Linked DNA regions of Mus musculus: region 1 is linked to region 2. A link is a loop called in an ENCODE intact Hi-C map of the cell type or tissue named here. Cell type or tissue: heart. All regions are shown on one strand.

Region 1 (8,000 bases), 150 kb after region 2:
TCTGCTACATATGCAGCTAGAGACACGAGCTCTGAAGTATGTCAGGATTTCTGGAAAGCATCCTTAAAGTTTAATCTATAATATTCTTATCTTGTCCATATATATGGGGTTAGTCTGGGAAGCCAAGAAAAATTCTAAATTATCCTATAAGATGATATAAGATATACATAGAGAAAAGTTTCAAGCATTTGTACTGTCTTGTGCTTTCTTAACTTTGTTGGAAGCATGAGGATTGGAAAGGGAAAGAACAAGTTTAAGGATCAACTTGTCACAAACACTGCCTCTGTTTTCTCATATGGAAAGACTTCTGTGTTTTATTCTCTGCCTTGAAAAAAAAAGGAGATAATTGAGAGCAATTTTATCTGATTAATTATGTTCTGAAAGGAAAAAGGATTTCTTACTTGCTTTTATTTGTACTATATAAGTCAAAGGCACTATGTGAAATAACAATAATATGCAGGCAATCTGGCTTTTTATGTACATATTGTCTATCATTCTGTTATCAGCATGATCATCTGATAATCATCACAATAATCAACATTTTTGCTAGGCTAATGACACTTTTACATCTGCATAACAGACCATATTTTTTACTAACAGTTTCAAAGATCTTTGTTTAAGGGCAATTTATATACACCAGGCATGCATTCCACCCTTGTTTTGTGAAGAAAATATGGAAATGATAGTATCTGACTTATTAATGGTGCTTCCAAATTTAGCTCTGAACTTTGGGTCCAAAAACAGGATCTCATTATGAAAGGATGTTTGTCTTCCTCCTGAGAGCCAATCAAATAAGGAGAAAGATGTTTGAAAGTAATGTTGGAAAATATAGCCAATGATATGGACTCTTAATAAATCATTCACGAGAAAATGAATATCTAAAAAAATGGAAATGTTACATATTACTTCAATTTTATATCAGTATTTAAATGTATGCTGAATTGTTTATGACATCTGCTATACAGATATTAATTGGCAGAACAGTTGATCAAACTGCTGAGGACATCTGTTTAATTTCAATAACTTTAAAGTTCACATTTCAATCACAGGGAAAATATTCTGAATCCTTAATGAGAAATCCTGCCTTTCTTTGTGGCTCAGCAGAGTTCCAGCTCACAACGCAATTCAGTCTAGCTAGAGTAATACCATAGAGAAGAATGAGTGTGCATGTTATTTAGATACTTAACTCTCATCACTCGAGTCCATTGGTTTCAATAACTGTTATAGAGATGTTTATTATGTGGGCCCTGTCATGGTGATTTTATTTATACTGGAAAAGCAAATGGATATTATAAAGGTGACATATGACAAATGAAAAGTGAACATAATTTCTGGTTGCCGTAGAGATTAAAAACTGGAACAGACTGTTAGGCGGGGTATCAAGATAACTATCCATGTTGACTTACATCTTGAAAGAGTAGTAGAAGCCAGAAAAAGAGCAAAACCAGAAAGCGTATTAAGTCAGAGAAAACGTCTTGTAAAAAGTGTGGGTGTTGAATCAACTGCTAAGGAAGCAGGAAGTAGTTCAGTGTGACAGAGCAGGCTTATGTTCTTGGAGGGTGAACTTTAGTGTTTATGAATACAGAGGCAAGGGATAGTTACTGCCAGCTCCTTGTGATTTTCATGGAAAGTTTGACTTGAAACCATGATATAACTTTGAACTGGAATTGATAACATTGGCTGCTTCTGATGGATGCAAAGAATATTCTTTAGGGTGGGCACATGGCTCAAAAGCCAGCTGGGCTGGCCTGCACACTGAAGGCCTTTCAGGTTGTGCAATAGCCTGAAACCACATTAATATCTGTGGACTGTGCAGGAGGGGATAGTGTTGATCGCTGCCACCTGAAGCTGTGGTGATGTCTGTGGTCTGGGCAGCCTCTGAGGACTTTGTCATGTTCTTTAATCCAGCTGCAGCAGGGGCTTGTATTTTCTGGTCTTTGCTGTAGCCAGGAACCATTTGGAGGACCATGCTCCACACTTCAGCTGACTGCGAAGAGCCAGGAGGCTCTTTTTGCGGTGATATGATGACTGTAGATACACAATTGAGGAGAGACATGGAAGGCTTCTGTGACAATCCCTCCCCCGGCACCCCTCTCCCCAAAAATAACAGTCTAGGCAGGAAGCCAGAAAAGAGAACTCTTAAAAGTGTGATGGGATGCTAAAAGTAGCTCTTTACAATTGATGGCTTCTGGTGGATGTGCAGAAGGAGAAGGACTCAGTTCTAATAGGGCCACTGAGAGTTTGACCATGCTCCATTGAGTACCTAGATGACACAAATTGGACATTTTTTAAGTTCTATTTTTGTTTTTACTTTTTTGAGAGGGAGGTCACAAAGGGTGGTGGACATGGAAAGACTGGGAAGTGACTATGATCCAGGTACGTGATTTGAAACTCCCAGAGAATCAATAACAAGGTTATGTTTAAAACAGAGAATGGACTAGAAAAGGAGTTAAAATGAAGGGAGAAATCTCTCTTCTCAACAGAGTGAAATCATTACAGAAAATGACAACCTTAAAAAATACAGAGTTGTGAAGCATACTCCCAATGGACACATCTACCAAACATCCCTACAACCCTACACAAAGCAAATAACCAACTGCTAGGAAGACCACGGCAGTTGGTTATCCAATACCAAATAGTCAGCCCTCAAAACATACATTCAGTAACATTATACAGACTGAGCAGATTATATGTAGGAATAAGTGTGTGTGTGTATTCATATACATATACATATACATATATGCATATAATAATTAATGAAGATAGAGGCCATGCATTGGAAAGGGAGCAGCGAGGATTATATAGGAATGTTTTGAGGAAGGAAAAGGAAGGACAAAAATATAATCTCAAAAATAAGAGAAAAAAATGAAGATTGTATATTACTATAGTTGGTCAAAAAAATTGTAGTAATCCAAGGAAAAAGAAAGAAAATGAGGTAATGTGGAGGGAAAACTATATTCTACTATTCAAAAACAAAGCAACTAATGACACCTACAACTCCACAAGTAAAGAGGAGAATTAGAATATAGGGAGGGTGAATGAGAAAATGGGTAGATTTGGTTTTAGCCACCATCTACCACATATGACAAAATGGTATCTAGTTGTTTGGTAGACGTGATGAAAGAGATGTAATTTAGTTTCAGCATTAGTGTGGAAGGAAAATACATCACCTTATAGTTGTTTGGTCCATGATTAAAAGACAAGCATGGTTGTTATTTATCATCCCAAGTCGTGTCATACTACTAACTCATGACTATAGAAGGGAGCAGAAACATGTCTTACTTAATTGATAATGTAAGATGGCCTGGAGCTTTAGCCTGGACAATTTCTGTGCATGACAAAGAAATAAGATAAGAAACTTCTTTAATTGTTATCTATGATCCTTTTATTGGTTACTGTATGCAAATGCTCATTTTTCAACCTGCTAACTATTTGGTGTTTGGCTGGTAAATGAAAGCTCATCATATTTAATTTAGAACACTAGGATTCATCCAGTAGAAACACAGGAAATACAACAGATAGCCAATCCAATGAGATCAAACACAGTTGGAGATTTGGAGGAAGTAAGTTTTACTGCTGGGAGGCTTTGGACCTGTAAGTTCAGTTTGGATAAAGTCTGGGAGGCCCAGCTAAAGCTGAGCAGACAAATAGACTGGATTAAAGGCCAAGAGAATGAGCACTTTTATTTTTGTGATTCTTATTCAACTCTGTTTACCTATGTGATTGAGAGTAAAACAATTTTTTATATTTTGTTGTTTATGAGAAAAGGGGATGAAGAAGGAAAGATTAACAAATAACTGTTTGATGAGAGCAAGATATTTTATAACATTCTCAGGTTTAACTAAGACTCTATGGGACTATTTCACTAAGACTCTATGAAATTCCATTTGCTCAGAGAAGAATATGTCATAGCTTCTCTGATAGCTTTCAATGTAATATTATACTGAGGTAATAATAGCAAACTGGCCATTAATATTTTTCAGGAACTTCTTTTTTTTCTAAAAGTCCAATTTATGAACTAACATTCGAGGTCAATATAAGACTCAGATATGTATTTATTTTTCTTAAGTTTAGGAAGTAGTTGAGATATGCGATTCCTAGTTTAATATTATTTCAAATCTCTTGCTTTAGGTGTATAGAGTTTCTGCTAGTCACTGTGCTTTCTGAAAAAGGCACTATATCATAAATCAGTTCTATGAAAATTTAATTGAAAAATTTATTATTTTGAAAATGCTTCAGTTGGTTTGCAAATTTTTTTCTAGAAATACCATACTATTTTCCTTTCTAATAATGCTATCTTGTAAAACACTATCATAACAAAATTCCTATCCCTGTTATGTGTATAATTAGAGGTGCCATCTTAAATACCTAATATTCTATTCTTTATTATTTCAATGAAAGTTATCTATCTACATTTTCCATAATTCACACAATCACATTATACAATTAATTCCTCAATGGTGTTGGTTAAAAAATAAACAAACAAACAACTCCCCCAAAAAACAACCAAACACACACACAGATAGACACACAGACACAGACACAGACACACACACACACACACACACACACACACACACACACACAAACCAAATATGCCTCTGAAACAGACCTGAGTATCTTTGCATTTGCATTTATAATAGTATATGCCAGAAGAAGACTAATCTGATGTTATTGTGCAGCATTAATGACAATAATGCTAGCAATACCTCATTTATACTCTCATGACAGCAGTCATTTCAACTCTATGTTTCCAAATAATGCTACTATTCTCAAGATGGAACCATGCCCACTCAATTTTCCATCTTGAATCAAACTTTCTATTACCTTTTTCTATTAAATCAGCCTCCAAACGCTGATACCATTGCATACACTAGCAAGATTGTGATGATAGGACCCTGATATAGCTGTCCCTTGTGAGACTATGCCGGGGCCTAGCAAACACATAAGTGGATGCTCACAGTCAGCTATTGGATGGATCACAGGGCTCCCAATGGAGGAGCTAGAGGGATCTGCAACCCTATAGGTGGAACAACATTATGAACTAACCAGTACCCCGGAGCTCTTGTCTCTAGCTGCATATGTATCAAAAGATGGCCTTAGTCGGCCATCACTGGAAGGAGAGGCCCATCGGACTTGCAAACTTTATATGCCCCAGTACAGGGGAACGCTAGGGCCAAAAAGTGGGAGTGGGTGGGTAGGGGAGTGGGGGGGGAGGGTATGGGGGACTTTTGGGATAGCATTGGAAATGTAAATGATGAAAATACCTAATTAAAAAAAACAAACTTGCCCTAAAGTACAGAGGGGAAACAACTTTCTGAGCTATGTACTATTTTAACTGTACATTATATTTCCAGTGATAAAATAAGACAAGCCAATGTCATCCCATACCAACTGCAACCTCCCAAATCAACTCTGAGATATTCACAGAGCTTTAGTTCCACCTTTCTTCTAAATAAATCAGATCTTTACTTTCAATTCTATGCCATTTATTTTTCCCTATAAAGAATAACAGCTAGGATGTTCCTTGTGTTTTTCTATCTATCTTGTGTTTGTATCCATGTACCTAATACTCTCTTGCTTCTTATTTCTCTGAAAGCTACCTGCCTAAAAATTTTAACTTAATTTACACATTCAGATTATACAATTAATTCTCCAATAATGTTGAAAAAAAAAACATGAAACAGACTGGAGTATTTTCAGATTGGTATTTATAATTGTATCCAACAAGGATGTGGACATCCTTGTTGTTGACACAGTTGGAGCCAACTGTGAAACTTCTGGAACATGAAAGCATTTGGATGCTGACTTCATGCTAATGTACAGATGTCTCAAGGATGGTCTTCCAAAGACATTATCATTCATGGTAATGTCTTCCCTGTCTGAATGAAAGAGAATTAGTAGAGATAATTTTGAGTCCTTTATAACATAGTGTGGAAGATTATTATGAGCTATTCTTTGTCTCATTCTCCCATGGGAGAGTACTTTCCTTCCATGGTTTTCCTCAGTGTGAGGAAAAGATGTTTGTTGGTCATAAGGGATCTCATTACACTGAATCTCCTCTAGACCAGCCTGAGGTGGATCTATGCATACACTCAAATGTGAATCTAGTTCTATAGTACTTAGGGACACGTGTAGGATGACTATTGAATCATTAGAACAATTAAAGCATTTGATAAGTAACTTGAGAAAATCATGAAAGCAAAGTACAGGAGAAAAAATTTAAGTTTGCATGTTTTCTTCTTTCCCTGACTGCATTGGACTGAGAAATGCATGCTGTTAATTATTAAGGCAGTCAACAACAGTGTGTGGAATCGTCAGTGGTATTTCCTTCTATACTGAGGTACTAAGACATGATATATGTGTAATCTGTGTGTCCTTTAATGTAAACTTACTAACCATCAAAATTGGCATTGTGTTTCATTTTTAGTTCAGTCTTCCACATAAAGTGTACTAAGTAAATGCCTGCCTCAGGAAATGCTGGTTGTCGTTCCTTATTCCTAAAATAGAGGGTACTGGGTATGGCAATAGTAGAATTGGAAGCAAACAATTCCATAGGAGGATTCGAGGATCAACTTCTGGGATCATTTGATAAGATTCGTGAAAAACAATGACTAATCAATGAAAGATAATATTAGTTGAGTTGTCTTATGTGTGCTGGTTTTTTTTTCATCAGAACTTCTGTGAAAATAATTATTTCTTTAAAGTAAAAAAAAAATGGGTAGTTTCTTTCTCTAACAAGAAAGCAAGTAAATTGCCTTCCTTATGATGATTTCAAGAGACCGAGCCTGGCATTCAGTGGGAAGCAGCTTCACGTTATTTTCTTGGGTTATTAATGCCATATGTCAAGTCGAACATTTGCCCATGTACTTTCATTCTTATTTTTGAGAATCTAAAGGAGCTCATTGACAATGGGAACTGTGCGTGAATCGACATCTTCCCAGCTTGGTATGCTTGTAGAATCAAAAGCAGTAAGTCGTTTTTTGTTTTTTGTTTTTTAAGGACACATATTTTGTTTTAAGTATCCTTCTTTCTGTACTTATTTGCTACACATTTCCAGATAAGTTTCCATGAGTATGCAAGGGTGTACCTGGAAGAATCTAGATTGAACTTTAAATATTTTATAAAGAACCTCTCTCTCTCTCCTTCCTCCTTCTACCTACTCTTCTTATTACTCTTTCTCTCATAGACACACACACTCACACACACATACACACACATGTATGCAAGCACACAAGAGAGAGACAGAGACAGAGAGACAAAGAGACAGAGAGAGACAGAGAGAGGGAGAGAGATAAATATCTATAGTATTATTTTATTAATTTAACAAAATATATTCTGCCTCTTCTAAGTATTATTTGGTGTTTAAATTTTCTGTGTAATTGTTCATGGGATCTGATCAAGGATTCTGTAAATTATAAATATTACATTTGTATAAAGCTTATGTGGATTTAAATGTCAAAACAGATTATCCCCGAAGGGACGCTGAAACAGATGCATTACCTGCTAAGAATACACAGAACACACTGAGCACAGGGTAAGAGTTTTAAGTTGAGAGTTAGGCTTCTAAAAATAGCTGAGTGCTCAATCCTCCTGTCTTTTCTCACCACCTTACACGGCAGAGTATTCCCCAGGCTTATCTCTTAGATTGCATAAGCAATATAGCAACTTGAAATTACTTGTTGCTGAAGGCTTTGTCTATGTTTATGCAATTTAAGGTGATTCCTTCACACTCTAGATCTTACTAATATGTGTGGTTGGTTATTTATATAATTATTACACAGCTGTTAGAATGATCACTTAATCCTGAGATTGATATGATTTTTGCAAAAGACAAGTGTTTCCTACACAATTTCAATTTTGTTAAATGCTGATATCATGAATTAGTGCTAAGGACTGATGACATTATGGCAACACTGGGTAGTAAAGGTGACATTGTGTGACATACTGTTTCTCCCAGGTATGAACTAATAATAATTTGACTTGGACTGCAATTATCA
Region 2 (8,000 bases):
ATGAGGGTGAAATTCTTCTTTGGATATCTTTATTCTAAATAATAGAAGAAAAATATATTCATTATGATAAGGCAAATCAGAATACAGATATGCTTTCCATTACCCAAAGCCCAAAGTAGACTAGCCAGTGTGAATAGTCATCCACTACTTACACTGCAGAGGCGTACTCAGTTTGTAACTTTTCTTTCTCATTAGTTAAAACTAAGAAAACAAAAATAGAAAAAATGAATCTCTTCTAACATTGTACCCATTTCCTATGTACTCTTGAAGAGTTTAATTTTTATTTACATAGCTTCTTGTTTCAAATTACTCTAATAAGCACCAAGCTTTTTTTTTTTCAGGGGCAAAAATAGAAGATCAATGAAATTTAGCCCTTTGTATCATATCAAGTATAAATAATCTTTTAAGAAATGTTCTTAACACCCTGATTACTTATGGGTCTCTCTGACTCTTGCCTTTTCCTTTATTCCTCTCTCATAAAATGCATTCTGATCACAGCCTCCCTTTTTTCCCCTCTTCTGGGTCTCCACATTCCCTCTCCTTCAAAAGTCAAGGCTCCTCTGATTCCCTTCAAAAATGGGCAGGCCTCCCATAAATATCACTCAAACATGCCATAACAAGATGTACTACAACAAAACATAAACCCTGGTATTAAGACTGGATGAGGCAATCCAGCAGGAGGAAAAGGGTCCCATGAGCAAGCCAAAGAGTCACAGACATCCATGCTATCAGTCTTAGGAAAGCAACAAAAACCTCATCGAAACAACCACAGCACTTATGCAGAGGGCCTAGCACTGACTCATGCATGGTCAACTGTTGTTGCTTCAGGATACTAGAGGTAGAAAGAAGAAAATAGAAAGGAGGGAAGGGTGAATCTGTGATATTGTGCCTAAGACTGTTACTATTTTTGTGGAGTTAGTTAATATATAATGACTAGTTATTATATATGCCCGGAGCTGCTGAATTGTAAGAAAACCTAGACAAATTGTTACTTTCAAGTCGTTATTGTGTCTGGTGAGTATATTGTCCCTGAATGACATTGATGAGAGAGAGCAAAGAATTTTTCATGTTAGCATCTATGATGGAGTCTGATTAAAATGTTCCAAAGTTGGGGGAGAAAAAAGAAAAGGATTGTGTGACTTGCCTGAAGGATTAACAAACGGCCAAGCTACTTACTCATGACCTTGGTCATCAGACTCTAAAATACCACAAACCCTTTACCCAGTTACCTACCAGCAAAACTCAGTGACCTCACTAAGATTTTGGACTAAGAACTTTCTGACACGATAGGCATTATAGGCATTTGAAGCTGCTTGATTTTTTTTTTTAATTCCTAATGTTAATCTCTATTTCCTCAGATAATGCACCACTGCATGGCACCATCTGCATAGAAACAGCCTGTGAATTAGTCTTGGCCTCAACGACAGGGCTGGGGCTGGGCTTATTGTTCCCACCCTTAGTTTGTCAGGTTGAACTCCCAAACTTTTTTAGGTTAACCAAAAACAAACAAAAAACAAACAAACAAACAAAAAGCAAAACAAAACAAAAACAAACTAGCACCCATGCAAATGGAAACATTAGTTTTTGTTTCTAATTTGGGAGAAACATCAGACACTCAATTTTTTTCCCCAAGCTTTCTCATCTCCTTTGAAATTCTTTTCTAAATTTAATTCAGATGATGCGAGAGTTCTGTGTCTATTTTAATTTTGTTCATCCAGTCAGCAACTTTCCCTACAGTATATAATTCTGATGTAAATTATGGACTATCTTCTGTGGGGGAAAAACGCATAACCTACGCGGAACTTTGTGCATCATTTCTTAGTCACGGCAGCCTCATGCCACATAGGGTTAAGTATTTCAAAACTGTCCCCACCTGGCAATCTGGGAGAAAACGCAGTCTCGTCTAGTATAGTCAGGTTCTCCTCTCTTGCTCTGAGAAACAAAGCAACCTTCCTGCTGGCCATATACATGTTCTCTGCATGGCTATTTGTACAGAGTATTTATCTGAGCTTCTCCTGTTAGTTAGCTGGGTTTATTTTGAACTGAAAAAATCAGATTAAATCTCTTTATACAATAAAGTCTGGTATTAGGTACTGCCTTTGCATGTAGTTAGTATGGAGGATACATTTATAAAATAATTTTCTCTGATTCTGTAGCTGAGGGTGCTCTGGAACTTATCGGGTAACTCAAACTTGCTTTCACCTTATAGACATTCTCTCCTATCAGCTCTGGAATGCTAGAATCATAGGCATAAGTCACCCACCATGCCTGAAATAACTCCTTTGATCATCTCTATGTTCTAGTTTCTTCTCAGGTACTGCCTCATTCAAATATTTAAGTAACTTCAAGAGACAAAGATTACTATTGTCCAAAAGATGTTAAACACAGAGTTCAGCTAGTAGTGAGCTTGCCTAACATGCATGAAAGAAACCCTGGGCCAAGCACTTCATAAAATGTAACAAAATAGTGCATATCTATAATCCTAACATTCTTAGCTTCATAGTGTGGTAGAAGCCTGCCAATACCACATGATGTCATCTCAATAATAAGAAAGAAAGAAACAAAGAAAGTTAAAATAATAATAACAGACTGATTGGCTCCTTTTGTCTCACATAAAGGCAAATAAAAGCTATAAATTAATAAAATTCTTAAGACATATAAACAGAAAAGAATGCTTGACTTGGGGTTTCAAAGTTATGTTTATTCCACTAATTTACACCTTAAGTGTATCTCAAGAAGCATGCAATGTTTTACTGAGGTTTTAATATGGAATAACCAAAAGTGAAAACATATTTTAACAAAATTGGACAAAGCAATTGAGACTCTACAGGGTTCTTGGGCACTTAATTCTTAACCTATAAATCAGTGTGATTACCCTGTGAAATTGGCCAGCTTCCCAGTGAAGCCCCTGGGCACAATTATACAGTGCTGAAGGCTGCATTTGTCCATGTGCATGACTGGTCCTGACAGCTTGAATGTTAGAAGGCATCAGGGTTTTAGGTTTTAGAAGTTCGGATTCACTCACATTTCTACATCAAGTGGTCTTTATTAGCGGAAAAATAATCACGTTTTTTTCCCTCTATTACCTGTTTCTCATTGCTTTCCCTGGCCTAACTCATTACACATCCACAACTCTAATAACCAAGACATCTACATGTTTATTTCACTTCCACTTCTGCCCAGAGATCAATTTCAGATGACTAATAGACATTTTAATTCCGTTATGTTATAGACCACTCTCCTCCAGTCCATGTACTCTTATTCTGCTTCCTATATAGTTTCTGTTTCTTTGTTAAAATAGAAGGCAGTGAGAGTGGCATCCAGGAAATATTCCAGGGTGAGGAAAATGGTGAACTTGGTTGGGCTAACATAAGACTGGGAGCACTTAAGGAGAGATCTGCTATTTATAGTTGAGAGAACAGCTGAGTGTTGCAATAGAATTGTGGTTTGGAGGAGTAGAGAATCTTATGCGTGGAAAATGGATCTATTTATCTTTATTTATTTATGAACATCTAGAATGCTCTTTTGGTGGCATTGTCCAAAGTGAAACTTAGTCAACTAAGATGTTCATAAACTGTCCTGAGCAGCTCTTCAGTTTACATTTCAGTGAAACTACAATTCCATTAAGAAAACTAAACTATAGGATTTGATGAGACATGACTACACCCAGCACTCTTCCTGTTCAGTAGATGACTGGGAAACAGGCTGCGGATGCTCTATCCATTGGTCATCACCAGTGCAGTACAACTGATCATTCTTTCTTCTGAGGAAGATGATGCAGAAGCATCACTTTACCCGAAATTAACATCGCAGCTAATCATAGTCCAATAGCTTGATGCAATACTAGAAACTGAAAAGCAGAGAAGAATAACAGTTGTTATCGTTATACCAGAGCAAAGAGAGGTCACTTTTCGCCTCTGAGCTCTAGGACTTTGAGGCACTTGGGTGGTCTGATAGATAGCACTTTCATCTCGCTACGGGAAACCATTTAGTAAATTGCCACTGAAACACTCTTAAGGGTCTCCTAAGAGGTCTGCAAGTGTTAATGAGCTTTCTGATGTCTCTGTACCAGGTCCAGAGAAGAGCAGCAATACACCGAATTACTGGAAAGTAGGGGATAATCGCTGAAGTTGCTTCCCCACCATAGAGACTGGAAAGCCTGAGAACAGATTCTCTTGCTCACCCATATCATCCAGTTGGCAGTAGTGAGGTTAAATGAGGTTCCCTGTCTCTGCTAAGTGGGCGGGTATTCCCATTGGAAGTCTGCCCAGGTGTTTCAGACATTTCCCAGCTTTCCTGTCTTGCTAAATATGGCTCACCATCAGGGATAAGTGCTGTTGTGATGGGAAAGCTTGCAGGTTCTTCGTATGAATGTCACACACTGTGTCCTCTGTAGTGTGTGTGTGTGTGTGTGTGTGTGTGTGTGTGTGTGTGTGTGTGTGTGTGTGTGCATGTGTGGTAGGGAGTGCCTCTGTCTTTGTCCATCTGTCCCTGGCTTTAGCTGTTTGCATGTGTCTGTCTATGAGGACTATTAATGTCAGCATTCTGAAAACAATTAGGAATAGGTAAAACATGTCTTCTTGACAATGCAAGAACTTGATGTGGGTGAAGGCATGTTATTTTCAAATTAGTTATGCATTTTTAAGGTTAAATAACTAATGATTTTATTAAATTGTATTTTAAAATGACAATATTAAGGTACATGAATGGGCAAATACTTTGAGTAAAATATACAAAGTGAAAATTAGGCCTGTGATTCAAAGTGAAGCAAATGATATTCTCCATTATTTATTTTCTAGTGAAGGTATCTAAGTAGGCAATAAAACACTTTTTTCTACTTCCAAATCTTTTTGTTCCCACTTATGATTACATTGACATTATCTAGGTTGTTTTAAATCCCTATTATTAATAGATTTGGGTAGCATTGTAGATTACCCAATGTATGCACATACATACATACATACATACATACATACATACATACATACATATACATTATATATACATACATATTTCAATGTAGTTGTGCATTTTCTCATGCTAGTTAAGATGTTATAGAGGAACTAAACCACTCCAAGTTACAAGTCTACCCCAGAAATATCTATGCCCAAGTAAGTAGAATATTTTGAATTACAACATTTAATAGAATGTAATAAAACTTACTAAAGAGCATTGAAATGTAACATAATAATTTATGTTTTAATTGAGAATCAATGCCTAATTAGTAGATGATATTATTTTTTCTATAAGATATTTATGGTCCCTTTGAAAACTAATAAATTATGATAATATCAAAATGCGTGGAAAATATTCCCTTCCATTGTGTTCTTTCCTCAATTGTATTTACCACCTTCTTCATTCTCTTATACTTACATCTAAGATTCATTTAATCTCAGTTTATTTTCAATAGATATTCAAATAACTGCAGAATTTTTAACTTTAATAACTGATATGGTCCGATGTCAAAATCTACCATGGTTTAGTAATCTAGATTCTGCAGGTATAAAAAATAAGGAGACAGATGAATGGGACACACACAGACTTAGGAATCCACACACATAGAGATACAGGAAAGTTTACCCAGTAGAGTTTTCACAAAACAGTAAATATATTGCAATGGTGAAAAGTTATTTTCACAACCTTGACATCCATATGAAAAACAAATTAAAACCAAATCTAGCTACAAATAACACATTTTAAATACTTGGGTTTTTTTTTTTTTTTTTTTTTGCATCCTGAAACAAGTTCTCCTGACAATTTTACTGTCTTTACCTTCACACAATCCTGCATTTCTTCAACCTTGAAACACAATAAAATGTTCTAACTCTTCATACATACAGGTCTTGAAGCTTGCCAAAAATCTTACAGTGAAAACATCATTACCAAGTATGAGACAAATGAGATAACACCAGGACAGTTCAGAATGTGCAGTGACTGGTGAACATGCAGGCGTTAACCATCCCTTAATCCATATTTAGTGATGGCTAAAAGCATAGGCTTGAGGCTGGAATGATGTGTTAAATGATAATGTGACATGCAAGGCAGATAGTGTGGGTATTTCTTGAAGGGGTGAGCCCTGAACTGATTATACAAAACTGAGTAAAATCTAGTCAAAAGAAAAAAGTTTGCGAAGAAATTCCTGTTCATCAATGGTATCAGTATCACTACCACAGTCACAACCAGAAGTTCAGAGAAGGATTAGGTCATTGGCACGTTGAGGTGGGAGCCAAGATCTCTTGTCATGGTGCTCCTCGGTAGACAATGCTATCCCAGAGTGAACATATGCTGCATTTGAGATGTAATAATTTATGTGAAAATAAGTATTCTAAAACTATTTTATATTTGGAATGTGAACAATCCTTGGCCAAAGTGATATGAAATTCACCTCATTCTGCATCTGTGTTGCGCATGCATGTACGTTTTCACATGCATGCAGGGAGGGGCACATGGACTTCTTTTCAGATACATGTGGATGCCAATGGGTGACATGATCTTCCTCAGTCATTTACTCCTTTCTTCAGTGAATGATACAGACTTCTACTCAAGCCAGACTTGTCTTTGCTTATGGCTCTCTCACATCTGCAAAAGCAAACAAGGGCGTCATAGGACTTGCCAGCATTGAGTTCTCTCAACTAGTATTACCTTTAAGAGGCGTTCCATCATATTCCAAGAAATGAGTTTTTTGGCTCGTGTTTAGTGGGCAGGAACTGCTGAACATTTTACCTAAAGTGTGAAGAGGACTGTATTTACAGTTTGTTTGTCATAAAGGAAAGTTTTACAATATTTATTGTTTGGCATTAAGAAAAAAAATGTTGGGGGCTGGCGAGATGGCTCCGTGGTTAAGAGCGCCAACTGCTCTTCCAAAGGTCCCAAGTTCAAATCCCAGCAACCACATGGTGGCTCACAACCATCCATAACGAAATCTGATGCCCTCTTCTGGAGTATCTGAGGACAGCTACAGTGTACTTACATAAAATAAATAAATAAATCTTAAAAAAAAAGAAAAAAATGTTTATTTCTTTCAACTACTAGCAATTCATTTGGCCTTTCACAAAATTATTTTTTTTTTAGTTTTCATTTTTTAAACTAATAGTTTGGCTAAAATTTCAAAGGCATACTCAAGTCTTAAATTCTATTTCTTCACATTTTATATCTCTATTAATTGATCAATTTTGTGAGTGTTGAACAGTTACCCTGGCCTTCATGGACATATATCTAAAGTTAGGTTTAGAAAATTTTATGTTTGAAAGACTGTCTTGAGTAGAGACTATCTTACAATTATAATTATGGCTGTGCTCATAGATTAAATTTATTTTTTCTAATCCAGGGGGTTAAAAACCACAGAGTTCCAAGAATATGATATTCACATACTCCTCTTAATTTAACCTATTACTTTCTTCTCATTTCAATATAATGAAAGTGTCTTGTGCATATTTCCTCTCACTCTGGAGCACAATTACATGGTTCAAACCCAAGCCTGTTCTGTGTCAGCCATTTTATTTTGGTCAAGTTCATTCGTTTCTCTGTCCTCCATTTTCTCCTATTGGACATTAAGATACTAATAGCATCAGTTTGGTGGCATTACATAAGAATTAAAAGTATTGACATTTGTAAACCATTCAGAATGTTGTCTGGACAAAGTAAATGCTCAAGTTCTGATGAACTATTATGACTCAGAAGTCAGGCAGTCTCTAAAATTGGCTTCCAGACAGAGTGACACTGTATGTTTGTATCACCACCTCCCACTCTTATCTAGTACTTCCTGGAAACATTGGAATACAGTTAGGAACACACTAGAGAAGGCTGGCTGGGTGAAATTTCTTTTTTTCCCTCATAGCTCCAGGGAAGAAACAATTTGTGCTGCCTTTTGGATCAAAAAGTTTCAGATAGCTTACTGTTGATCTTGAATCTAAAATCAAGTGATATTTAATTCTGAGGTAAGATAACATAATCACTGCCTGGCATGTGCTCCCAGGCTGTGGGATCCTGTATCCTCAAAT

Evidence for each region. A loop is a pair of places that touch in the nucleus more often than their neighbours do. Peaks named below come from ENCODE experiments on the same cell type or tissue, not always from the same donor. Only the 100,000 strongest peaks of a DNase experiment are listed, where the experiment ranks them.
Region 1: it touches region 2 in a loop (2.1-fold over the local background); 3 of 42 quality-filtered maps call a loop at or near these places.

Annotation. Positions count from the first base shown.
Region 1 is chr13:117,851,044-117,859,043 of GRCm38, forward strand. All of the region lies in intron 3 of Hcn1 (hyperpolarization activated cyclic nucleotide gated potassium channel 1), which reads left to right. Among named protein-coding and RNA genes, the nearest start is that of Gm3474, 100 kb to the right of the region's middle. In heart, no CTCF peak of the experiment used is centred here; no DNase peak of the experiment used is centred here; H3K27ac peaks cover 527 bases.
Region 2 is chr13:117,703,286-117,711,285 of GRCm38, forward strand. All of the region lies in intron 2 of Hcn1 (hyperpolarization activated cyclic nucleotide gated potassium channel 1), which reads left to right. It overlaps 4933413L06Rik (RIKEN cDNA 4933413L06 gene), which reads right to left. Exons shown (of 5, transcript NR_045508.1): 4 at 6,386-6,579; 5 at 3,479-3,850. Among named protein-coding and RNA genes, the nearest start is that of 4933413L06Rik, 13 kb to the right of the region's middle. In heart, a CTCF peak has its summit at 4,196; a DNase peak (open chromatin) is centred at 4,276; H3K27ac peaks cover 555 bases.